Linked DNA regions of Mus musculus: all the other regions are linked to region 1. A link is a loop called in an ENCODE intact Hi-C map of the cell type or tissue named here. Cell type or tissue: heart. All regions are shown on one strand. Region 1 has its middle 22 kb from the start of Ptgfrn. Region 2 overlaps Cd2 (CD2 antigen). Region 3 holds the start of Gm32803 (a long non-coding RNA gene).

The links. Peaks named below come from ENCODE experiments on the same cell type or tissue, not always from the same donor. Only the 100,000 strongest peaks of a DNase experiment are listed, where the experiment ranks them.
Region 2: a loop joins it to region 1, with 5 times the contacts of the local background. A loop is called at or near these places in 2 of 42 quality-filtered maps.
Region 3: a loop joins it to region 1, with 6 times the contacts of the local background. A loop is called at or near these places in 2 of 42 quality-filtered maps.

What each region holds. Positions count from the first base shown.
Region 1 is chr3:101,127,687-101,135,686 of GRCm38, reverse strand. No RefSeq gene overlaps it. Among named protein-coding and RNA genes, the nearest start is that of Ptgfrn, 22 kb to the right of the region's middle. In heart, no CTCF peak of the experiment used is centred here; a DNase peak (open chromatin) is centred at 4,946; H3K4me3 peaks cover 619 bases; H3K27ac peaks cover 1,694 bases.
Region 2 is chr3:101,276,507-101,284,506 of GRCm38, reverse strand. It overlaps Cd2 (CD2 antigen), which reads left to right. Exons shown (of 5, transcript NM_013486.2): 3 at 1,246-1,476; 4 at 4,597-4,719. Among named protein-coding and RNA genes, the nearest start is that of Cd2, 7.4 kb to the left of the region's middle. In heart, CTCF peaks have their summits at 920 (motif pointing left) and 3,972; DNase peaks (open chromatin) are centred at 3,396 and 3,766; H3K27ac peaks cover 1,227 bases.
Region 3 is chr3:101,289,561-101,297,560 of GRCm38, reverse strand. Gm32803 (a long non-coding RNA gene) reads left to right here and starts at 953. Exons shown (of 3, transcript XR_375904.2): 1 at 953-1,276; 2 at 5,621-5,839; 3 at 6,164-6,563. In heart, a CTCF peak has its summit at 1,839 (motif pointing right); DNase peaks (open chromatin) are centred at 1,900, 2,300, 3,620, 4,770 and 2 weaker places; H3K4me3 peaks cover 322 bases; H3K27ac peaks cover 374 bases; H3K27me3 peaks cover 373 bases.

The DNA.
Region 1 (8,000 bases):
TATTCAATTTGAGCTATCGAATTATCCCAATGGTGCTGTGGTTGGGTTTCCAGTCGCCCTGTCTCTCCTTATTTTTAAGATCCCAGGGAGACCAATGCATACGTGTGAACCAGAGCCGTCAATGGCCATGTGACATATGCTGTTCTGATTTTTCCTCTGGTCCCCAGTCACTGATACCCATTGATGATTCCTATAGCCAGGAAGATGGGAAAGTCACCGCTGGGTCAGCTGCTTCCCATGGAAACAGGAGAAGCGAGGGTACCAGGAAGTGTCTTCAAGCCCTTCCTACTGTTCTAGGGCACATAGAAATGCTACTAGAGAATAAGAGGTACCACAAACCTGTGTGTCTGACTCATCCAACAGTCTTTCCTTCCAGATCTTTCCTCCACCCTCTTGTCAAAAGCCTGCTGGTGGCCACCTCCATCTGGATTTCAATCAGAGCTGGAAGAAGAAGCTGTGGGTACCAGAACAACACCAGTGTGAACCAGAAACAACAGCCACTTGATTCAGGTCTCCTCTCGGTTGTGCGAATAGCAATGCACAGCACCCTTGACAAGTAACACACTACGCTACGCCACATTCCTCTACCTCTGTGGAGGTTGCGCTACTGCATGTGAAAACAGCTTGATGGAACAGTACCGAAGCCGTACCTCACACTAGGTATACTAGGAACCAGAATCAGGGTGGTGGTGCAGCGCTCGCTGGAACTAGATAAACCCAGTCTTCTTCTGTGCATTTGAGCCCTTTTATAGTCACATTGTGAAAGTGTCTTGCTTGGGAAATTATGGAAGCTGCATTGAGAGCAACACTTAAAAAGAGGGTTGAATCTTGCCGAGTGTCATCAGTACCCGGACTCTGTTTGGGCCGGTGGGAATAATTCAATAGGAAAATCTCCTATAGAGAGGTTTTATTAGTAGGAAAGCAATTTATTCTTGGAGTCACAAGATAAATGATGAACAAATATTTCAAATAAATAAATAAATAAGATCAGGCTGGGCATGGTGCCACACACCTTGAGTCCCAGCACTCAGGAGGCAGAGGTGGGTGCATATCTGTGAGTCCAAGGCTAGCCTATTCTACATAGCAAGTTCTAGCCAGCCAAGCAAGGCTGCATAGGTGAGACTGTCTTTAAAACAAGCAAACAAACAAACAAAACCTTTCCTGTTTGTTTGATGTAGCCTTGGACAAGGGGTGACCCAGAGCCTCTGCCCCCAGACTCACCCAGCCCATCACTTGCTATTAAAAGACAAAAGGACTTAAGACAGAGGCTTAGCTGGTGTTTGTTAATGTTTAGAATCACAGGAACCCCCGAATTTCCTCCAGAAGGAAGATGTCAGCTGGAATCCAGGAATCTCCTGCATGAGAGATTTTCCACGATAATGTGGCTATGGTAATAAGATCTGATCAAAAGAAGCAGCCACTGCCCCATGGCCCCACCCAGGCGGGTTGAAATCCTCACCTTATGCCAGTCAGCTTTCCTGATTTTTTACTTACATAAGCCCAGCTCAACCACCTTTCTGGTGGAAAACCGGGGCGACAGCCAGAGTGAAGAAGGAACAGAGGATGTTTCGAAGGTGCTACTTCAGGCCTCCTCATGGGGTGGCCAGATTCTATCAAACACGAGAGAGCAAACACTGGCACCCACACACCCACCAGCCACCTAAAGAGCCGAATCCAGGCCTTCACATGTTGGTGTGTGGATGCTGATTGGTTGGCTACTCAATGAACTAGGGCTAGAGTGAGACCGAGAGTCTGCACTGCTAGTGAGTGTCCATGTGAACACACGGGGTCTCCAAGCTTTGTGTGTGCCTGTCACTCATCAGAAGTAGGAGCAGAGTCTACCATGCTAGGACTAGCGAGAGGAGGAATCAGGGAGGCCAGCATTTATAAGATGTGATAAATATACAATAAGGTACCGTCTCAATGTGTTCATAGGGGACACAATAAATAGATGAAAGGGGCTGAGTATAGGAGGGGAAGGGGGAGGGGGAGGGAGGGGGGAGAGAGGGGGGAGGGAGAGGAAGAGGGAGGGGGAGATGGAGAGGGGGAGGGGGAGGGAGAGGGAGAGGGAGAGAGAGGCATGACAATACACACCCGTGATCCCAGTACTGAGAAGACAGAGGTATGAAGATTGAGAATTTGAGGCCAGCCTGAGTTACAGAGTGAGATTCTGTCACACGAGAAAAAACAAAACAAAACAAAAAACCAAACAACAACAAAAACAGGGTCAGGAGACATAGCTCAGTGGTGGTAGCACAAGTACACGCTGCTGGTTGGCATGTTCGATTCCCAGCATTGAAAGAAAAAGGTCTGAAAATCAGTTTCCATTTGGGTCCTTTTGGCTTCTCTTGACAAGGAAGAAGATGACGGTAGTTAGATGCTGTGGTTTGAATGTGGAATGTGCTTCACAAAGCCTTATGTTTAAGTTCTTGCTCCCTGGCTGGTGGCACTGTTTTGGGAGGGTGAGGGGCCTTGGGCATGCGGAGCCCAGATGGGCAGATGGTAGCAGGCCTTGCGGTTTAGAGCCTGTCTCTGTTTCTTGATCTGGATCTGTCCAGATGTGAGCCAGCCGCCTCATGTTCATACAGCAGCGAGCCTCTGCCTCACCATGTCTTTTCCATTGTGATAGATGGTTCTTTCTAACCATGGGGCACAGTTAACCCTTCCTCCATTACCAAGTGTGGTGGTACACGCCTATAAACCCAGCACTGCGGAGGTAGAAGCAGGAAGATCTAAGTGCAGAGTCATCTTTGACTACAGCTTGGGCCACATAAGACCCTGCCTCCAAACAACAACAACAACAAAACAAATCACTTGACAGTGAGGAAGATTCAGAGTCCCACAACCCCCTTCAAGGGCATGCTTGACCTATATGCCCCTTATAAAGTGCCATCTCTTGAAAGTTCTCCTGCGTCCCAAAACTGCCACTCCAGAGGTCAAGACTTTGGGTCTACATTTGGGTCTTTGGTGACATTGAAGCTCCCTAGGACATACAAGTGCCCTTTGCTTACCTTTTCCTTCTCTGCCTAGTTCAGTGTTGGCATTTAGGTCTCCACAGGAGCTTGCTGACAAAATGAACCAACCAATTATGACATTCCCTTATTATTATTTCTTCTTCTTCTTCTTCTTCTTCTTCTTCTTCTTCTTCTTCTTCTTCTTCTTCTTCTTCTTCTTCTTCTTCTTCTTCTTCCTCTTCCTCTTCCTTCTCTTCCTCCTCCTCCTCCTCTTCCCCTTCTTCTTCTTCTTCTTCTCCTCCTCCTCCTCCTTCCTCCTCCTCCTCCTCTTCCTCCTCCTCTTCCCCTCCCCCTTCCCTCCCCTTCTTCTTCTTCTTCTCCTTCTTCTTCTTCTTCTTCTTCTTCTTCTTCTTCTTCTTCTTCTTCTTCTTCTTCTTCTTCTTCTTCTTCTTCTTCTCCTTCTTCTTCTTCTTCTCCTTCTTCTTCTTCTTCTTCTCCTTCTTCTTCTCTCCCTTCGTCCTCCTCTGCAGTAGAACAAACAGCAAGATTTTTCCATCTAAAACACTTCAAATGGATAATTCAGTGGTGGTAAGTACATCTAGCCATTATTGTATTTGTCTCCAGGGTTTTTTTTTTTTTCATTGTCCCCAACTGACATTATTCCCGTCAAACAATAACATCCTGTTCCCTGCTGCCCTGCCCCTGGTTATCAGCATTTCACTGTGTCTCTATGAATCTGGCTCTTCTAATCATCAGACAAGCGGATTATACACTACCCGCCCTTTCATCACTGACACTGTTTGGTTAGCTTGTCTTCAAGGTCCATCCATAGCGGCATGACAGAGGTCATGCTGGTAACTGCGGTACTTGGGTGGGTCAGACACCAGCCAGCTTGGGTTACACAGTGGGTTCCAGGTCAGCCAGGCCCATATAACCAGACCCTGTCTTAAGATACTTTTCCATTCTCTTTCAGGCTGGGTACTCCAGTCCACTGTATGCACGTTGTGGTACTGCTTGTTTGCCATTCATCCGCTGAGGCTGAGGCATGATTCAGTCGCTTGCACCTTTGACCTATTGTGAGGGATGCTGAGTCCCTGCTTTCATACCGTTTCACTGCAGTCTGGGAAGAGGTTCTAGACTCTAGTTTTGAGGAACTTCCTCATTACTTCAGTTTTGGTTTGGTGATGTTTTGAGACAGGGTCTCCATACATAGTCCACCGAGGGTAACCCTCCTCTCTCTCCCTCTGGAGTGTGAGGATTATAAGCATGGTCTGTCCTACCTGTCTCTCAATTTTGTGGGTTTTAGACCAGGTTTCATTCTGCAGCCCAAGCTGGCCTGGAACCCACTGTGCAGTCCAGACTGGCCTGGAACCCACTGTGCAGTCCAGACTGGCCTGGAACCCACTGTGCAGTCCAGACTGGCCTGGAACCCACTGTGCAGTCCAGACTGGCCTGGAACCCACTGTGCAGTCCAGACTGGCCTGGAACCCACAATTCTTTTGGCTCAGCCACTCCAGTGCTGGAATGACAGATGTGAGCCAACATTCCCCACGCTCAATTTTAAATTTTAAAACTATCCGTGTCTGCATAGTCTGTGAGTTGGGAATTTCTCCTTACCGGGCAGGCGCACAGGGAGAGCCCTTCAGGTGTGCTGGTTTGTCAGACAGTCCCTTCCCTCTGTTGCACTTTCCTGGAGATACAAAGGAGACACTGGTGAGGGGGAGGGTGGGGTGGGGGTTGGTGAAGTTGTGGGTCACAGGGTTTAAGCCGCCGAGGTTTACCGGCCAGGAGTAGGGGTAGGAGCCTGGTGCAGAGCTCCCCACCCCCGGGGTAAGTACAGGTTGCATTTCTCTCACAGAACACCTGGACAACAGAGCCAGCCTGGATCTTGGTGCCAAAGGTTCCCGGGATGGTTTCTGTAAGTGGCCGCACTGGGCGGTAACATTTTCCAGGGACCAAGGCGTAGTACTAACCGGCAGCCAAGATCCAGGCACACAGCTGCCCAGAAGTTCGGGGAGGGAGGGCGTGGCTGAGGCTCCTGCTGGCCGGAAGGGCTGATCCACAGCTGGAGACCGTTAAAATGTGGCGAGGGCTCTCATCTTTGTTCTCAGGAGAAGTTTAAAATGCTACCAGCCTGTAGGGCAGGGAGTGAGAGAGATTCCAGGAACAAATGGGGGGGGGGGGGGGGAGACTGAGGGATATCCTGACAAAATTCAGAATTTGATACACAGGATGTCATTCTTTTAAAAGCTGTTTATCGAAATAACAGACGTTAAAAAAAAAAAAAAAAAGCATCCAGGATACCAACTTCTGTCCCCAGAAAATAACTGCTTCATTTTGTGTTCTCAACCATAGGTTTGTGTGTGTGTGTGTTTCTTTTTTCTTTTCTTTTTCTCCTTTTCCTTTCTTTCTCCTTCATTTTCTTTCTTTTTACTTATTTTATTTTTGACAAGGTTTCATGTACCCTGCCTCAAACAGCATAGGTGAGGATGGACTTGAGTCCACCTGTCCAGTGCTAGGTCTTCTACAAGCTGTATTCCTGTCTTCCCCTTAGGTCTGAAGGTGGTTTTGTTTAAATGATCTCTATCTCTGGCTTTCTGGGATTGAAGGGTAGAAGGTAAGAGCCTTAGTTGGTGATGTGTTTCCAGTAACTCCGCTGCTTCTGTACAGTTTCTGTGGGAATCCCAGCAGGCAGGAAGGAAATGTGACTATGGAGCTTCAGGCCTGCTCTGGTCTCCAGTCTGCCTAGACTGATCTCTACGAAAGCCACGAGGGCTTAGGGAGGAGACTCAGAGTACCTGACTCAAAACCAGGAGGATCTGAGTTCAGACCCCTGACACCAACTGGAAAAAGTTGGCTAAGCTGAGAGTTCTGTAACCCTAGCCCTGTGCGGGTAGAGACAGGCAGATCCCTGAAGTGTGCTGGCCAAACCAGGTGACCTTGACTTCCATCCCTGGATCCCTCATGTTGAAAGGAGCAAACCAGCTCCCACAAGCTGACCTCTGGGCTCTACCATGGTGTGCATGCATCCACACACATTAAATAAATGTAATTTAAAACTTTTTAATATGGTAAAGAGCAATAGAGGAAAGGCCTAATGTCAACCTCTCACACACACACACACACACACACACACACACACACAGAGAGAGAGAGAGAGAGAGAGAGAGAGAGAGAGAGAGAGAGAGAGATCATAGTGAAGATTTCCAGCATCTCAGTGCCAACCATTCCCCACTGTCTCAGCAGAACCCTATCTTTGTCTGGTCCTGGGTTTTTTGAGTGAATGCTTAGGAAAGAACATAAGGAAAACAAAAATGGAGGCACTCCTGACATTTGAACAGGCTGACTGCAGAAGTGAGCAGTAGCTGTTTCCAGCAAAGCCTTTGCCAATCAGAAGCAGGGACCAAAAACATCTGCAAAGATGAGATAAGTCTCTGCCTGGCCCTAAAACCCAGGCCCCAGGCCTTTCACCACACTGGTTTCCAACATTCCTCAGCACACAGGAGCCACTTACCATAGCAGGAGGGGACCCTTCCAGGATCTCCTGCCTCTGGCTTGGCTCTGGCTTCAGCACTGTGGTTGGCCTGGCTGAGTACAACTGAGTCTTTGCAAGCAACATGTGCTGCAGAGGCAACACCCATTCACCGTCCTTCCCATCACTGGCTGTGGATGTGGCACTGGGCAACTGGACTTGAGACCCCTTGTGCCACCTCCGCCCCGTTCCCGAGTGAACTCTGTCTCTGGATATCAGTGGCAGCGTCACTTAGAGCTGGATTGTAAGGTTGTTAGATTCATTTGCTGTGCATCTTTTCTCTTTCCCTAATGTGTGAACGATAAACTGTGGGTTTGAAAAAGACAACCGTCTGCCTCTGTGCTGGGTAAGTCACCTCCAGGGAGGTTTTCTCCCTCTCGCCCTCTCTGCTGATAGCAGCTCTCAGAACCCTCACTTGCACTGAGTGGCTGAGCCCTTGCAAGAAGAATTATAGTGTTTGTACACTGCTATAACATAGTCCATTTTTCACACATCTCTCAAAGTCTTAAAACTGTGACTTTGGCGGCATTCCGAGCAGAGACCAGAAAAGATTTAGGGACCAAGGCTCTTCCTAGCACCTCCTTGCTAGTGTCTTTCAGGGCTTGTGCAGAGCAGTTAGCATCGAAAATGGGCAGGCAGGGTTCAGTTAGGAGGGGTGGCCCAGGCTAGACCTTTCTCTATGTAGCTGTGATAACTTCATAGAGTTATGAGTGGGAGAGCACTCATTTGTAATGTTGCTTTTTCTTGATCAAGTTTTCTTTGATGTGAAAAGAACTATGGTTCTGAGAGTCAGTAAGAGTTACAGCCCATCTGTGGCGGGAGCCTGACTGTGCCTCGGATTAATCGCTGTAAGCTTGAAAATGTGCCTTGAATCAGACCTCTGCACGCTGGGGTTAAGACGGCTGCCTATGCACCAGGCTTGCTGTGCACTGGGTAAGGGAAGGTCTGAGGCACTCATATATTATCTATGTCCTGTTCTGTGATAACATTCAGAATTACATGCTAACAGTTATTGAGTACAACTGTTGCTACTGTGTTAATACACTCATTGATACTAAGTGGAGCATGTTTGATTGCAAATAAAACCCAGTTCAATTGACTGAAAACTTAAAAAAATTTTTTTTTTTCTTACACAGCCATGATTTTCCATGGTGGGTTGGCTCCTGAGTCAGTGAGCTCAGTGTATGGTTGATGTCTGTCTTAGTCAGGGTTTTGTTGCTGGGAGCCGATGCCAAAACCACAGCAACTCTTATATAAAGGAAAACATTTCATTGGAGCTGGCTCGTGGTTCAGAGGTTTAGTCCATTATCATCATGGTGGAAATCATGGTGGCATGCAGACAGACATCATGCTGGAGAAGGAGTTGAGAGTTCTACATCTGGATCAGCAGACAGCAGGAAGAGAGAATGACACTTGGCCTGGCTTGACAATCTGAAACCTCAAAGCCCATCTCCATTGATGCACTTTCTCCAACAAGACCACACCTATCCCAACAAGACCACACCTCTTAATAA
Region 2 (8,000 bases), 150 kb before region 1:
CATTTCTGCATGCTTGTAGGTTGGGCGGAAATGGAATTAGACTCGGGAGGCCTATGGGGAAGACACTGTGGTCTGAAAGCTAGAGAGAAGGGAAATAGGAAAAATTCACTGTTGCCCTGCGTGACGAATTCAGGTCTTCAGGTGGAGTATGGGGAGCTGGGCACTAGGTCTAATCTCACTAACGCCAAGGGTGGCGATATTTCCCCCTGGGCTGTTAAGCAGGAGGGGTGTGGAGTTTGCAGTGAGAGTCTGAGACTGGTGACTTGTCCAGGGCTTGGTCACAGGTTGTCTGGTTTGAGACAGGTAGGGAGCCATTTTCTCATTTCTTAAAGTTGGAGTCCTTCAAGGCCAGAAATTAACTCAGAACCTTGGGGCTAGGAAGGGCAGCGTCCTTTCTGGCTCCCCCCCGCCCCCAACCCCCACGTGAAAACGCAGGAGGGCAGAGATGCTGTATAAACACACGTCACCATGCCTATTTTACTCATATCCTGTGTCTATTTACCAGAAATGGTTCTGTTCAAGATACTCTGTCAATTCAATACAGTTATCAAAAGAACTTCAATATAATGTGTCGTAGTTGGTAGGATGCTTGCCTACTATGCAGGAAAACCTGGGTTTGATCCATAGCACCACATGAAACCTGGCATGCTGGCACATACCTGTGTCCTAGCCCCTGGAGGTGGAGTGGGGGAGGATCAGAATTCCAAAGGCCATCCTCAACTACTGAGTTTGAGACCAGCCTGAGCTATGTTGAAACATTGTCTCAAAACAAAAACAAAAACAAACCAAGCCAGGGCTGGAGAAATGGCTCCATGGTTAAGAGCGCTGGCTGCTCTTTCAGAGGTCCTGACTTCAGTCCCCAGCAACCATATGGTGGTTCACAACCGGCTAAAAACGTGATCTGATGCCCTCTTCTGGCATGCAGGTGTACGTGCAGATAGAGCACTCACATAAAATAAATAAATCTTTATAAAAGAAAAACCAAAATAAAAGCAAGACTAGGACTTTTGAACTTCCCTGGTCCCAAACCAATTCAATTTTATTAGGCATATTTATTAAGATTAAAGAAACAAACAAAAGCCCGGCCATTGTACATGGGACCATGGTTCCATAATCCCGGCTCTCAGGAGGTAGAGGCAGAAGGAAGATGACTTCTAAGCCAATAGGTCTACAGAGTGAGATCTGGTCTTAAAAAGAAAACAGTATCCAAAAATGTGCCTAACAGAAATCAGATCTTTCTTTTAGAGAGGGTCTCAAAGCCCATGATCCACTGGGAATGCCCCAACACAACCCTGACCTGTGCGGTCTTGCAAGGGACAGATTTTGAACTGAAGCTGTATCAAGGGGAAACACTACTCAATAGTCTCCCCCAGAAGAACATGAGTTACCAGTGGACCAACCTGAACGCACCATTCAAGTGTGAGGCGATAAACCCGGTCAGCAAGGAGTCTAAGATGGAAGTTGTTAACTGTCCAGGTAAGGTGGAGTGAAGCAGGGCGGGGGTGGGGTGGGGGCGCAGGGTGGCCCACATGCACAGGGGTAGCTTACCAGCCTACAGCGCTACAGAACCTGAGCTGGGAGGCCAGTCTGGCAAAGGATCAGAAATGAAAAGACAATTATTTCTTCCTGGAACCTTTTGGGGAGGCAGGCTCCTGGCTACCCATTTTGGCAGTCCACTCTCAGATGTGACCACTTCAGGCAGGCTAGGAGCCTCTTCCAGAAGAAAGGATTGCAGGGTTGCAGAAGGCTTTTTGCAGGAGGGACTCTGACTAGCCCAAGGTCCCTCTGCTAGCTGGTGGTCTGGATTCTGACGTCTCTTTAAAGGTTCCCTTTGGGCATCTGATATGGAGCAAGGTTTCAGAATGCCTGGGAGGCAGGGCAGGGGAGAGCTGAGCTGGAGAACAGAGAGGCACACCGTTCCTGCCACCAACCGGAGACCAGTTCTGCACTGCAACGGCTCCAGGCAACCCGCAACACCCAAGGCCTGATTGATCTCCAGAGCCTGGAGCTCCCAGAGATAATTTGGCTTTGTTTTGCTCCAGTTTGCTTTGCTTTTTGGGGAGAGTCTTGCTAAGTAGCTAGCCTAGGCTGGCTCCCAACTTGCAGCCATGCTCCTGCCTTAGTCTCTTGCTGGGATTACAGATGTACATCCCTGTGCCCAGCACCCAACAGCTGTATTTGAGGAGAAGGCTATCATAGTGCCCAAGTTCCAGCCTGGAATGTTTCAGTCAATCCGGCTTGAGCTGGTCTGACCCTAACAGAGCTCCCTCCCCTCCGTGGGCTCCATATGCTCTACAGAGAAAAGCAGTCCTGACATGGGAGAGTATCGGTTGGGAAGGAAGCCCTGGGACTCAGTCTGCCTCACTCGAGTGGGCCTTTGAGCTGCCTTACAACATGGCAGCTAGGTTCTCAAAGCAACCTGAAAGCAAGAGTCAGTGTTCCAGAGTGAAGTGACAGCCCTTAATTAGAACTTAATTTCCGTTACTTCTGTGCATCACTTAAAGATAAGAGTGAAGCTCACATGTGCTTGGAGGGATCAGACAGCAGTGAAATGTGTGTGTGTGTGTGTGTGTGTGTGTGTGTGTGTGGCTGAAGGCACAGATGCAGAAGGATTTTATTAACACACCCCCCCCCCCCCAGGTTCATGGATGGTCTCCCTCTTCTGCCTTCCTGTCCCCACCCTCTATTCCCCAATCACAAAGGCACGAGGGGCAGGGCAAAGCTGCCTCTCCAAGACTCCAAAAAAAAAAAAAAAAAAAACAAAAACGTTTTCCTCTTTCTGAAGGCCCTGAGTTAAGAGACACCAGACTTAGTCAGTGAACCAACAAAGAGCGGTCCCATCTATTGATCCTAGAAATTATTCATTGTTTATTTGAAATTCAAATTTAACTGGCTGTCTCGTATTTTATCTGGCAACCTCATGCTTCATGTTTAGTGTAACTAGATCCCTCCAGAATAAAAGTAAGTATTTATCAAGGAGGGTGAGGCCTTGGAAGGCAAGAATGCTAGGTTTGGGAGCAGGGGACCGTGCAGCTTCCTTAACCTGTAGTTCAGAGCAGAAGCTGAAACTAGACCAGGGAATGGCCATGAAGGAGAAAAGGGGGGGTTGAAAACTCCTCCCATTCTAAGGCCAAGTCAGGCAGGGATAAAGTAAGTGTGAGCTGAAGTCCCACGAGGAGGAAGCAGCTGGCCCTGGAGTAGTGCTCGCTCACATAAACATAGGCACAGTGTCTCCAAGAGGAGTGATGGGAAGAATAGTTGGAATGAGACGCTGCAAGGACCAATGACAGAGCTACAGCTACTGACGTCCCCACCAGGAACACCACCAGGCACCCAGAGTGCTGTCATGGGTTAACCTCAGACCATACTGTGGAAGGCGTGCCTGCTTTCCAACAGTGTCTGGGGAAGGGCTGGAGGTCTGCCCGAGGACCGGTAGGGAGGATCTGTTGGAGTCAGCTTGGACAGGAAGCCTTGTCTGTCCACCCTGCTCACACTTGGGAGCCGACTCTGACATTCCAGGCCCTTGGCAAGTCAACAGGGTCTGAAGGTCCCTGAATTCATCCTTGAAGCAGCTTCAGGGGTTACTGAGGGATGCCCCTACGCAGACAGTGCCCAGAGAGGTTCTCAGCTCACAGGCAAGGACTGTCTGAGGGGAAGACTAGAGGGACAGAAGTAACAACCAACATCAACAGCTTGCTTTGACCCTCTGCCCTGCTTGGTGGACCTCCAGCTTGCCTGGGGCCCATCCCTAGTCACGAGTGTTAACAGTCTTTGGCCTCTGTGAAGCTGGGCTCAGCTCCCGTTTCTTCTCGCCACCGTCCTTTGAGCCCCTGCTCCAGCTGCTCTCTCTAACTGCTATTGATTCACAAAGAACAGATGGTTTAGCCCCCCCCTCCTGGGAAACAGCTACCAGAAAACCCCCAGGGTAGAGAGTATAGCAAGAGCAAGACCTCACCTCTAGGTGTTGTTTTACAGTTTACAAAAGCACTTTTCCATCCATTATCTGATCTGACTTCCGACAGCTACCCTGTGATGTAAGGTGCATTGTTTCCATTTTACAAAGAAGGAAACAGACTCAGAGAGGTGGGGCGTCTTACCAAAGGTCACACAGCTCTTACCTGGAAGAGCTAAACTAAGCCTGTTGCCCTGAGCAACCACGGCACTGTTTTCCTGTTACTCTTCCCTATTCTGGTGGAAGAAGGGATCAGAACTCTTATGCCACTGATAACTGTTGAGTGTCTAGGCGGCTTTCCTGAACCCAGGAGGAGTTTGGGAGGAAGAAGAGCTGAACACCGAGGTTGGGGGATGCTTCACTTGGGGGAAAGGTCCCATGAGACCTCAGGCAACTCATCCTCCCTCTCTAGAACTTGGATGCTCTTTTCCTCAGTGGGGGATGGGGTGAGATGGGCAGGCACTGCTCCTCAGCCCTTGCAGATTTAAGTAGCACTCCAGGCCCCAGAAGCTCAGCCTCAAGGAGGCAGAAAATCCTGTGGAACTCTTTCATTTGTTTGATGTAGGAGGCTGGGGCCTGGGCCATAGAAATGAAGGGACCACTCTGCCCAAGACCTTTCCCTTAGCCATATTTTCTTCTTGCAGAGAAAGGTCTGTCCTTCTATGTCACAGTGGGGGTCGGTGCAGGAGGACTCCTCTTGGTGCTCTTGGTGGCGCTTTTTATTTTCTGTATCTGCAAGAGGAGAAAACGGAACAGGAGGAGAAAAGGTAAGCACACCCACTCCTTTATCGCTGTAGGCTGCAGTGAAATCCCCACGGGACCGTCCCTCCTTGAGTCTGCGAAGAAAGGGATGGGCAGGGTTGGAACCAGAGCTTCTGGGTGGCTCTGTTATGTACTCAGATTGATTTCTGAGGGACAGTTCTCCGGGGTAACATCAAAGGACCCTTGAGAAGCGGCAGCCAGGTTGTATACCTTCCCAGAATCCACCACGTGAGGCTGCTTTGGTGAAAGGCTAGTGTGGAGATCCCTGAATCGTCCACAAACTTTCATAAGGAGAGAGAGATTCCACCCAAATCCCATGTCTGTGTACAAATGTCTTGGCCTTGGATGCCTCAAAGGTGCGTTCAGGGCCAAACTCTTAGGAATATGGATAAAACTATCTCCAGCCAGGAGGCACTGGGAGTGGATCAGTGCAGAGTGCTCAGTGTGTGTAAGGCTGTGAATTTGACTCCCAGAGCTGCAAGAAAATAAAGCCCAAATGAGGGTGATTGGTGGCCCTTTGTTTCCCGGTTAGATGTTTAGGAAGTGAGGTGTTCAGGCTGGGAGTACGGCTACCTTGATGCAGACTTGTCCTGCAGCCTACAAAGCAGAAATTAGTTATGGTGGTCCTAAGCAGGGAGCTGACCACTCAAGGGACAATATGTTAGAGACTATGTTCAGGTGTGTAACTACGGATGCTGGGGTAAGGGCAGTCTTTAGTTGGTTACATGCTAGTGGGTGGGCATGTCCCTGGGGTCTTGAGAAATCTCAGACTCACATAGGGCTGGGTCCCATCCCTGCAGGTCTCCACCTAGAGTAACCCCAGTGATGTTCAAATACTGACTTCCAGCACAGCCCATAGGCAGGGTCTGCCCATACCCCACAATGCTGGCCCCTGACCCAGAGCCCAGTAGGTTTGGCTTCCTTCTTCACAACTCATTTCTCAGTGTTGCCCCCATCCTCCTTCAGGCCAGCATCCTCATCTGTCATCTTACGTACCACTTCCCCCACCTGGGGCCGGGAACATCATTCTCTCTGCACCTTTCATGTCTGGGAAACATCATTCCCAGGTCTCCATCCGGTACAGCTTAGTGGCTTGCAGAGCCCTTGACACTGGCTCCCTTATCTCTGTGCTCTGCTCATACTGTCTCCATCCCTCCTTATAAGGCTCATGATCACTGCCCAGGGGTCAGACACATTCCTCCAAAGTGAACCTCAGGTGTCACCCAACACATGGCAACCTCTGCCACCACCAGACTGGGAAGAGGAAAATGACAGTAACTCACGTGAATAAAGTGGCCTGTTCCAGGGACAAAGTTTAGTTTTTTCGATGTAAGGTAGACATTTGCACAGATAAAGACGCTAGCTACCACCCCAGATCATACAGCACATAGGCCAAAGCATGACTAGGCTGAGGCAAGACCCCTAGCTCTTGAATTTCTAGGCAGTTTTATCTTGTTCTTATATAACTCTTCTTTAAATTGGACATCTATGGGCCTGGATTTCCTCACCTGCATCTATAGCCCAAACTGAGCCATCAAGAGATGGTCTTATAAGAAAGGAAAAGAACTGAAAGGCTCCTGGAATGATGTTTAGGCAGTGGTAGACCTTGCTGGAGAGGTTGTACTGGGACCCTATGGTTCTGCTCGTAAGAGGTGGGTGGCATAGGTCATAGCAAGTATATGGCTTCCCCAGAGCAAGATTGCTGCCCAACTCAGTGTAAGGGCTCAGCATCTGGTCACACCTCTTACCCTCTCACTTCTCACATGGTTCTTTGCACCTTCTGGTGGTCCCCCACCTTGGTGGAGGCTGACACCGTGATGTGCTGTTTGGCTCTTGTCACTCACGGAGGACAGTGTTGCTGCCTGAGTCATTACTGAGGTGTAGCAATGGGCCTAACACATAGAACACGAGAGAAAGCACAGGAGGGGAAAAAAATGCCACAAACAGAAGAGCCAGCAGAGAGTCATGGGAGCGTGCCACTGTGCAAGAAGGACCACCTGCTGGTCTGTGTCTAGGACCCTGGATTAGGGTCAAAGTCTCACCTATACCCCTCCAAACACCTCAGGCACTTCTGGGGCACCGAACATGGCATAAAGGACATGTTCTGTCTTTTGGGTGTCTTTTTATGTATGTGCTTAGAGCACGCAGGTCCCTCAGGTGTCAAAGCCACCTTGTTTGCCTTTGAGGCTTTGTGTTCGTAGTGCATTTACAGTAGTTACAGTAGCCAGTGTATTACCTGGGGTCCATATGTCAGCCCCCTGGTGATGTGGAGACATGCTTTTCAAGACAAATGTTCTAAAAGGGTACAGGCAACCATTCATTTACCCCGCAGAGAAGCTCCCCCTGGCTCCTTGAGGAAGGCTAAGGCACAGGGAGTGGAATACCAAGAATGTGCCCTGAAGGAGCCCAGCAGTGGCTCCAGGCTTCTGCCAGCTGCCTGTTCCCACAGATTTTCTGTGTGGCTTAAAAACAGTGTAAGAAGATCGACACAGTCTCAGGCTTGTCTTCCTGGACAGAAGCCACACAAAGAAGAAAATCCCCAAGCGTGGGGAAAGGAACCATCTTTCCCACTGAAGCCCAAGAGCCGGGTCTTGCTTACGAATTTTGGAAGAGCTAGCCCATTTCTCAGGGCTAGATTGTCCCTTAGAGGGCACTCCAGTTTCCTTTCAGAATGTGGCTTGTGTGACAATCAAATTGAGCAAAAGGCAGACCTACTGTAGAGACTTCACAGAAGATGTATAGTCTCTGATGCCCTTCACGACCACTCAGACCTGGGTTCAGTGGGCTCGGGCCCTGAGGGTTGTTGCTTAGCAACCTTGCTGATTATCTCTAGGCAGCATCCAGCTACAACTCCCAGATGCAATACTCACTCCAACACTCTAGAGCCTTAAGTACAAAGCTCTCCACCCAGGTGTCTTCTTCCCTCATATTTTTGAGTTCTAAAGAGGCCTAGGTCTCAGGGTATCTATGGCCAACGTTTCTCTCTCCCCTGACACACCCAGAACTTGAAGAGGGTGGGAGTAACTTCCCTTTCCTCTTCACATCTCCTGAAGCCGCTGGTTTGATGCCTATCACATGAAGCGTGTTCAGTGGCCGCATCGTGGGGCTGGGGAGGCAGCTCCATTTCTAAAGTGCTTATTTTTCAAGCATGAGGACTGAAGTAGACTCCTCAGAACCCACATAAGACGGGCAAGGTGGTACTTGCAACCCCAGAGCAGTGGCAGGTGAATTCCCTGGGCCTAGCTGGGCTTCTTGATAAGTTGCAGGGCAAACAGAGACAGAGAGA
Region 3 (8,000 bases), 160 kb before region 1:
TGCTGTGGCCTCCAGAGGCTAAGTCACAAAGTGCCAGACAGCTCAGCTGCTTCTCTTAGGTGGCTCATCTGTCTGGCTGCCTGTGTTCTAGACACTTCTTCTGAGGGGAATGCCCCACCCTGGGGAGCCACAAACCAGACAGAGGCCTTGTGGGATGTGCCAATCAAGCTTCCAGGTGCAGGCATTAGGCACATCAGTGAAGCCACCATCCTCCATGCTCAACATCCCGCCATCTGTAGCAGCCCAGGCACCTAGTGCCTCCCCTAGCAGGACAGTGAGAAGCCAGGACTCCAGAAGTATCCGGTGCAGCTGTGTCAGGTGGCTGTGTGGTGACTTGCCCCATAGGATAGGTAGCCCGAACACAAAGTGTGACCAGTGTGTCTTCTGAAAGCCACGTTTCCAAGTCCCTGACCCCTGTACTTCCTGAAACTACTAGGTTTCCAGGGTTAGACCATGAGCCCAGTTTTCTTTTCAATGTTAAACCCTATAGAAAGAACCGGACTTCATAGTAACACCCTCTGAGTTGCCCCTGTCATGAACAAGGCCTCTTGGGAGCCCTCCTCTTCCACCTGCCTGTCCCTCAGTTGCTTTCTGACCCCTCCTTCTACTCTGTCTGCACTTCTCAGCAATGATGGAGTCTCCTTTGGTTTGAAGATACACCCAACACGACCTCCTGCCTTACTTACTATTCTCCTGAAGGCCTGTCACTAAATATGGTGTTAATTCATGTTGCTTATTATAAGCCCCCACTAGAACGTGAATTCAAGTATTGGTAGGGCTACTTCCCAGGGGTCTAAAAGAGTCAGGCACCAGAGTACTAGGTGGTCAGTAAATATTCACTGCAAAAAGAAAAGAAAACCACATCACAATATCTGTTATCTTACAACACGATCGTGTGCTTAGCTCTAAAAAACCGCTTGCCAAATGCCCCGTGAAAGATGTAAACAATGAAGGCTTCTCAGTGCCTTTAGAAAGGAGCACACGACTTCCTGGACCTTCAGCCTCCCTCTGCGGCTTGCCTGCCTCTTTCCTCCGTTGATGGGAGCGTGTGTCCCTCCCTCTCTTCGACAGGGCTCCTTTGCCTAGGATGCTGGAGCTGGCTCAGGCGCAGCACTCTTAGCTTCAGTATTTTATGTCTAGGTCCACTGATCACACTCCCCAGGTCCCCAGGTCCCCGGGTGCCTGCCTCACCTCTTTCCTCAGTCTGGAAAGCAGAAGGATGTGTGCCTTGGTGTCTCTGCTACTCCTGGCTTATAGCTGGCTGCTGTAGGTACAGGTGGGTATGGGGAGTTTGAGGAATGGGGTGCAGGGGTTGGGGGACATATCAGGTGGTTGGATTCTGTTGATTTTGAGAACTAGTTCTAAGAGCGGTAGGATGAATGCATACACCCCTGAGACTGGAGAGAACATAGACCACAGAAACAGAAAGTAGAGCCAGGACAGGCCTCCTGGCTATATCTCTGCACAATGCACTCAGCGTTTCCAAGCTGAGTGTCTTCTTTATCTGCAAAACTGTTTAGCCAATGCTGGGCTCGAACTCCTGTTCTTCCTGTTTCCTTTTCCCTATTACAAGGGTGATGATATTTTGCCAGTGGTCAGATATATATATATATATTTTAATGGCAGGGTCTTGTCTTGCTGTGTAGCCCAGGATATATCTTCACATTATTAATCCTCTTGTTTCAGCTGGAAAGTGCCGGGATTGTGCATGTGCCACCATAACCAGCAAAAACATGCTTTTTAAAGGGAGAGGAAAGTAGACTGAAAAACCGCAATTCAAATACAAGTTTGAGTGTTTTAACTCCGGGCAAGGAAATTAGCAAGGGTGCAATTCAGGTTGTTGCCAGAGGGTGGCAGCAGGAGACAGGGGCTTAGCCTGAAGGTCTTTTGCAACAAAGCGGTCCTGAAAGCCGCTGGAGCGAGCTAGAAGGAATGTGGTTGCTGGAGATTTGCGCTCAGCTCTGCCTTCTCTCCTGCCGGGGAATCAGGCCTCTTCTGAGCCAAGCCAAACCTAGACGCTTCCCTCTTCAGCGAGTTTCTCTCCTATTTTTTTTTTTTTTTTTTACTTTATTGATTCTTTGTGAATGTCACATCACGGACCTCAGTCCCACTCATCAACCTGTCTCCACCCTTGCAACCTCTCTCCAAAATAAAAATAAAATACAACAACAAAATCCAACCAAACCAAAAAAAAAAAAAAAACCGCATCTGGTTGTGGAAGCTGTAGTGCGTCACAGTGCGTCTGCTTCACTTGCAAATGTTCACTGTGTGAGTCATTGGTCTGCTTCAGGCCTTTGGCTTCTGCTATCACTACTGGATCCTCACCAGGACTCCTCTTGGATATCCTGTTGTTGCCCTGTGTCATGGGGTTCCTGCAGCTTTGGATCTGCAGGACCTGCCCTTTCTCACGCTTCAGCAGTTCGTAGATGAGGTAGATTTTGGGGGTAGACCAACTCAAAGTCCTGAGTGCAACTCAAAGTCTGGGACTGGTGAGCCTGCCACCTCTCCAGCACTGCCCTGACCAGGCTAGCTCATGCAAAGTCAAGGCTGGTGAGGGGTGGGGTCAGCTCTCCATTGCTCATGGCTGGGGGTGGGGGTGAGCCTCAGGGAACACACACACACAAACACACACACACACACACACACACACACACACACACACACACACACCAGGGACAGTTCTATTGTGCTGCCCAGGCAAGGCACAGGGTCTACCAGCTCTGCATAGCCCTTAGACATTAACACCGGCTCAAGCAGGAACCTAGACCATGGATGTCCACAAGGCCTTTTGTGATAATATGAGCCACCAACCACCAACATCAACACCGATCCCTGCTGCGGCATGGCCATAGACCCAGACATGGCCCTCAGTGCAGCACTGGTCCAGACTTCACTATGGCTGGGCAGGCTACTTACATCAGGCTATCCTGCATCAGGCATGCCATGCAGTGGACAGCGGGCCATACTGTGGTTAGGTCATGCATCAGGCCAGCCTCTGGGTGAAGCATCCTTTTCATTCTTGCCCTTAACCTCGCCATATTGTTTGACAATTTCTGGTGATTTGTTGTTGTTACTGCTATTTTTTAAAATTGTTTTGTTTCATTTTTAATTTAATACTTTTATTCGTTCTTTGAGAATCCCATACAAGCATGCAGCCTTCCGATGTTTGCCTTTGAGACAGGGTCTCTCTGTGTAGCGTGCGACTCAACTCTTTGGGTGCTGGGTCATGCGTGTGCATCTCAGGCCGTAGCGACCTCACCTAGCCATTACCATAAACTTCAGAGACAAATTGAGCAGGTAGAATTGTTTCCTCTTTTGATCACCTCAGCGCTTTAATCATGAGGAAACAGAGGCACAGAGAGACTGCTTCCATGATCAGAGAGACAGCAGGCAGGAAATGTGAATCCCATCCACGGAGCCTGCGGCTTCTAACTTGGAGCCGTTCTGTTCAGCAGTGGCTCCTGCTGTTCACTGAAGGTCTGCATGGACTTCCAGCATTCTGGTCACTGTGGTCACCTTGGCTAGCCGGTGCCAGCATCCCTTTCCCTTCTGTCAGAAGCCTCAGCCTACTTCCCTCTACCCACACAGCAGTAGCACCCACTCCGTGAGCTGCTTCCAAGTTAGCTGTTGCGAAACACCCTGTGTCTCTGTGTCATGTATGTCTTGGGCTTTCAGCTCACAAACTCACAGGCTCTGCTGGTTTTACGTTGAGCAATTCTGAGATATCACCAGGAGGAAACAAGAAGCAAGGAAAAGTTACACGTACCCAAGTAGTCTTTAAAGCTTCTTGGTTTACTTAAGGAGCTAGGCTGGATCCCAGGGTTCCCAACGGCCAGGCTGAGGCTCCACAGCTGAGCCATAGGTGCTTCCCCGCCTACCCTCAGGATAAAGAGCTCAGTGTCCCCCATTACCACACTCTTAAACAGCACCTCCCAGCCCCTGCTTCTCTGGGGTTTCCCTCTTCACAGTTTCAGTTACACAGTTCAAAAACCTAACATGGAAACTTCCAGAAGTAATGAATTTATACACTGCCCATAACTGTTCTCATGCCTTATTGCCACTGTTGTTCAATTTTGTCATTAGTCCTTATTAATCTCCTATGGTACCTAATTTTGTAAACAAAACTCAATTACCAAAAATTAATCATGGTATGTGAAGGGTCAGCAGTTCCCAGACCCAGTGGGGGTCTGGGGGAGGTATCACTTATATAAGGGGACTATGGGAGGCCTCTCCACCAGGAACACAGAGGCAAGGGGAAAGCAAAGTTGACAGACATCAAAGCTGTCTTAGGGTCTAGACGATGTGGGACATGTCACCTCATCTGACCTTCACAATGAGCTGGAGGAACTAAGGCTCAAGGACACCCCCACCCCGTGTCTGGAGTCACACATCTAGTGTATGATGTGGAGGGGAGGGTGTGTTCTCCACCACGCATGACTGCCTATTCAGCTGAAGATGGACAAATTTGTCCTTCTTGCAGAGTCATTTACCCTGAAGGGGCTTCCAGGTTTGGTGAATCTGGCCTTGGTACGTGAAGTGACCTACAGGTGGCAACTGCAGGAGGAAGAAGAAGCGCCATTGTTTTTACTCAGGGAAGCAGGCTAGGTGGAGGGCACATCTGCAGGCAGGAGGTGGTCCACAGAGAATGAACGCCTCACCTGTCACAGGATGTATGTTGCTGGCCAAGCACACCCAAACACATTGCCTGGCGACAACAGTCCCTGTGAATGGGATGCAGCTGTGGCTACTGACAGATGGGGCCAGCCAGATGTGACCTAGCTAAACATCATCCAAAACCTGGCCACAAGCAGCCAGGCGGTGTGGCTTCTTGGGCTGATCATTGCAGAAGCCATGGTGATTGTAAGTTTTCAGTAAACAATGTTTGGGCGCTTGGCTCCTGGTTTGGGTTTTTTGCCTGAGTGAGAAAGTGTGACCAGGGCTTGGCTGGTGGGAGGGACCCGAGCCTCCCTTAGGAAGCTTGGGAAACAGCACCCAGTGATAGCCTTAGGACAGGAGGAAGCAGGAAGCTCCCAGAGTTTAGAGCCCAGCTTCCGGGAACTGAAAACCAGATAATGGCGTCACCCAACAAGGCAGATAGAATCCAGAAACTCCCTGGATTTAGAACCCTCAACTGAGTAGCCAAGCGAAGACCAGATTCTCTCTCTCTCTCTTTTTTTAAAGATTTATTTATTCATTATATTTAAGTACACTGTAGCTGTCTTCAGACACTCCAGAAGAGGGAGTCAGATCTCATTAGAGATGGTTGTGAGCCACCATGTGGTTGCTGGGATTTGAACTCTGGACCTTTGGAAGAGCAGTCGGGTGCTCTTACCCACTGAGCCATCTCACCAGCCCCAGATTCTCTCTTGAGTTCCTCTAAAATCCCACAGATCAAACAATCCGGTAGGATATGAGTTGTGAAACATTGTCTCTGTCACAAAGGTCAGCTCAACCTGAGCCTTGTCTGGCTCTTCCTTGTCTCACAGTGAAGGAAGCAGAGTTGGGGGCCTTAGTCCCCCAACTACAGGGAACTCAGCCGAGCCCCCCCACCCCCATCCCCGGGAACGTGTTCTCTCTCCTCCTCCGTTTCATCTTCTCGTCCTGTTAATTTACCTCCCAGGAGCCTTAGTTTGAGCAAGAAAAAGGAGTGGAGAGAGCTCAGGAGATCAGCATTGGACTGTAGGGCATGTTGCACATGGAGAAGCCGGAGGGAGAACCCACCAGCTGTGTCCTGGAAACCCACACAGCCAAGGTGGAGGCTGCAACCTTGGAGCTGTAAGAAGGGACGGGCCACCCTTAGGATGAAGACTCGATCGATCAAAAGCAATGCGTGTCCAAGGTAAGAGTATTAAATAGCAGCTACAAGCAGAATAGCAGCCACTGTCCCCTAACAGAGACTCTTCTCTAGGGCACCCCATGTCTTTTTATGAAATAAGATGAGCTTATGTGTTTTGTTTTGTTTTGTTTTTTGTCATAAAGGGTATCAAAATATGCATCCCAAATTGTGCCTCTTTGGAACGCAGATTATTTTATGCCAAATGCTGTTGAGAACTCTCAGAGACAAAGAAAGAACCACAAATAGGATGCAAGGTTTCCTTTGAAAGGGATATTAGCATGTATAGAGGAAGTATCTATTTGTAAAAGGTGTTTCCTTTTCCTCTAGGAGGAAGGCCGGAAGAGGAGGTCCCAGAGCGCTGAACTCCTGCAGACCGACCTTAGTGTGCAAACTCTGCTCCCGCTCCGCCACTCAAGGACAGTACCTGCCTTGGTCACCTTGGGACCAGCTGTCCGCATCTGAGAGCTTTAACCTCCCTCCCCTTTGCTGACACTAAGGCAGATGAAGCCAAGGTCTACCCCACCCACCGAGTGGCTTACTGTAGTGAGAATTTTGGTTTCTTTTAAACCCCAGTTATGTTCTGTGAATATGTTTTTGATTTATTCCCAGGTGTGGGGTATGAGGCTGCTTCAGTGTGTCCACAGCCATCAACTATGATTGTCTTGGGCTCTAGGAGGAGTGTGATTTCTGCCAGCTGCAGAGAGTTTAATTCTGGGGACTCCGGAGAGGGAATAAATGCTAGAGCCATGACGAGAGGCATAAGAGGGACCCTGGAGGAGGAGGAGGAGGAGGAAGAGGAGGAGGAGGAGGAGGAAGAGGAGGAGGAGGAGGCTGCTCCTGGTGTTGTTTTTGAGGTTTGTCACGTGGCTGTGAGCAGAAGTGTTGCGCGCGCTCAACTGGCCAGGAAGAACGACGCTGCTACAGGATCATATGACTTAGCTGCAGTCCCTGGCGCCTTTGGGACTGCCGCCACACCCGCTCCCCACACAGAAGAGACAAGAAGTTGGAGATGTCCTTACTACAATGAAGAGTGGACTAACCCCAAGAAGCTCAGTGCCCCGAATCAACAGGAATTAGTCTACAGAGGTCTATGCCCCCTTCATCCTCCATCCTTTCTCTCTTGCCTAGTGTTGGGGGGGTGGGGTTGGATTAGTTGGAGACCAGTGTGGAACAAGTGTTGGAAGGGAGGTAGAACTATAAGATCCTGGTAAAATAATAAAAAACAAACTGATAAAATAATAAATCAAACATGCCAACGGCTTGTAACTGAATTCTTCCTTGCACAGGCTGACCCTCTTTCAATCTTGTTCTTTCATTTTATGTGTCTGAGTGTTTTACCTGCATGTCTGTGACCGTGTGCAGTACCTGTTCAAGTGCTGAATTGTGTTGTCACGTAGATGCTGGGAATCGAACCCAGGACCTCTGGGAGAGCAGCCAGAGCTCTTAACTGTCGAGCCATTCCTCCAAGTCACCGGGCCATCGCTCTCTCCTCTGAACTGTAACCGTAGCTCCACTCTCACTTTCTAAATGAATACTGTCTCTCTGTCAAGACAGTGTCTCCTTATTGGTGACTACCTTTCACCATCCACTTCACCTTTACTATTAACTACCCATTCACAGATTTGCCATTTAACTGGATCTCTCCCTTTGTGAGTCATTCTTTTAAGAACCTTGACCCATTTTATAGCTGTCCCTTTTTCCTAATTTTTATAAAAAATTAATTTTAAGGGTATTAACTTTTGTCATGGATGTTGTCGGTAATTTGCCTTTTTTATTACCTAGCTTTTCAATTTTTTAATATGTGTGTGTGTGTGTGTGTGTGTGTGTGTGTGTGTATGTATATATATATATTACCTAGGAAAGTTTTACGTCCTACAGAGTCAGACCTGTCCGCCCTCCTCCTCCATGGTCCCCCTTTGAAGCTGACTCCTCCTTCAGAACTGAAGTGGATGCAGAAAGGGCAGTGTTAGCCTTGCAAATCAGGGGAGGAGAGCAAGGCTCCTGAGAGCATGGGGATTACAGGAGAGTGAGAGGAAGAGGGGGCAAGACTGGCCCAAAGCAGAGGCTGGTGTGTGCTTTCTCTCCCCAGGGCTGGCAGCCAGGTGGCCAGTGACTAGAACTTAGCAGCAGAGACAGCTGCATGCTGTTTCTCAGAAAGGGATGT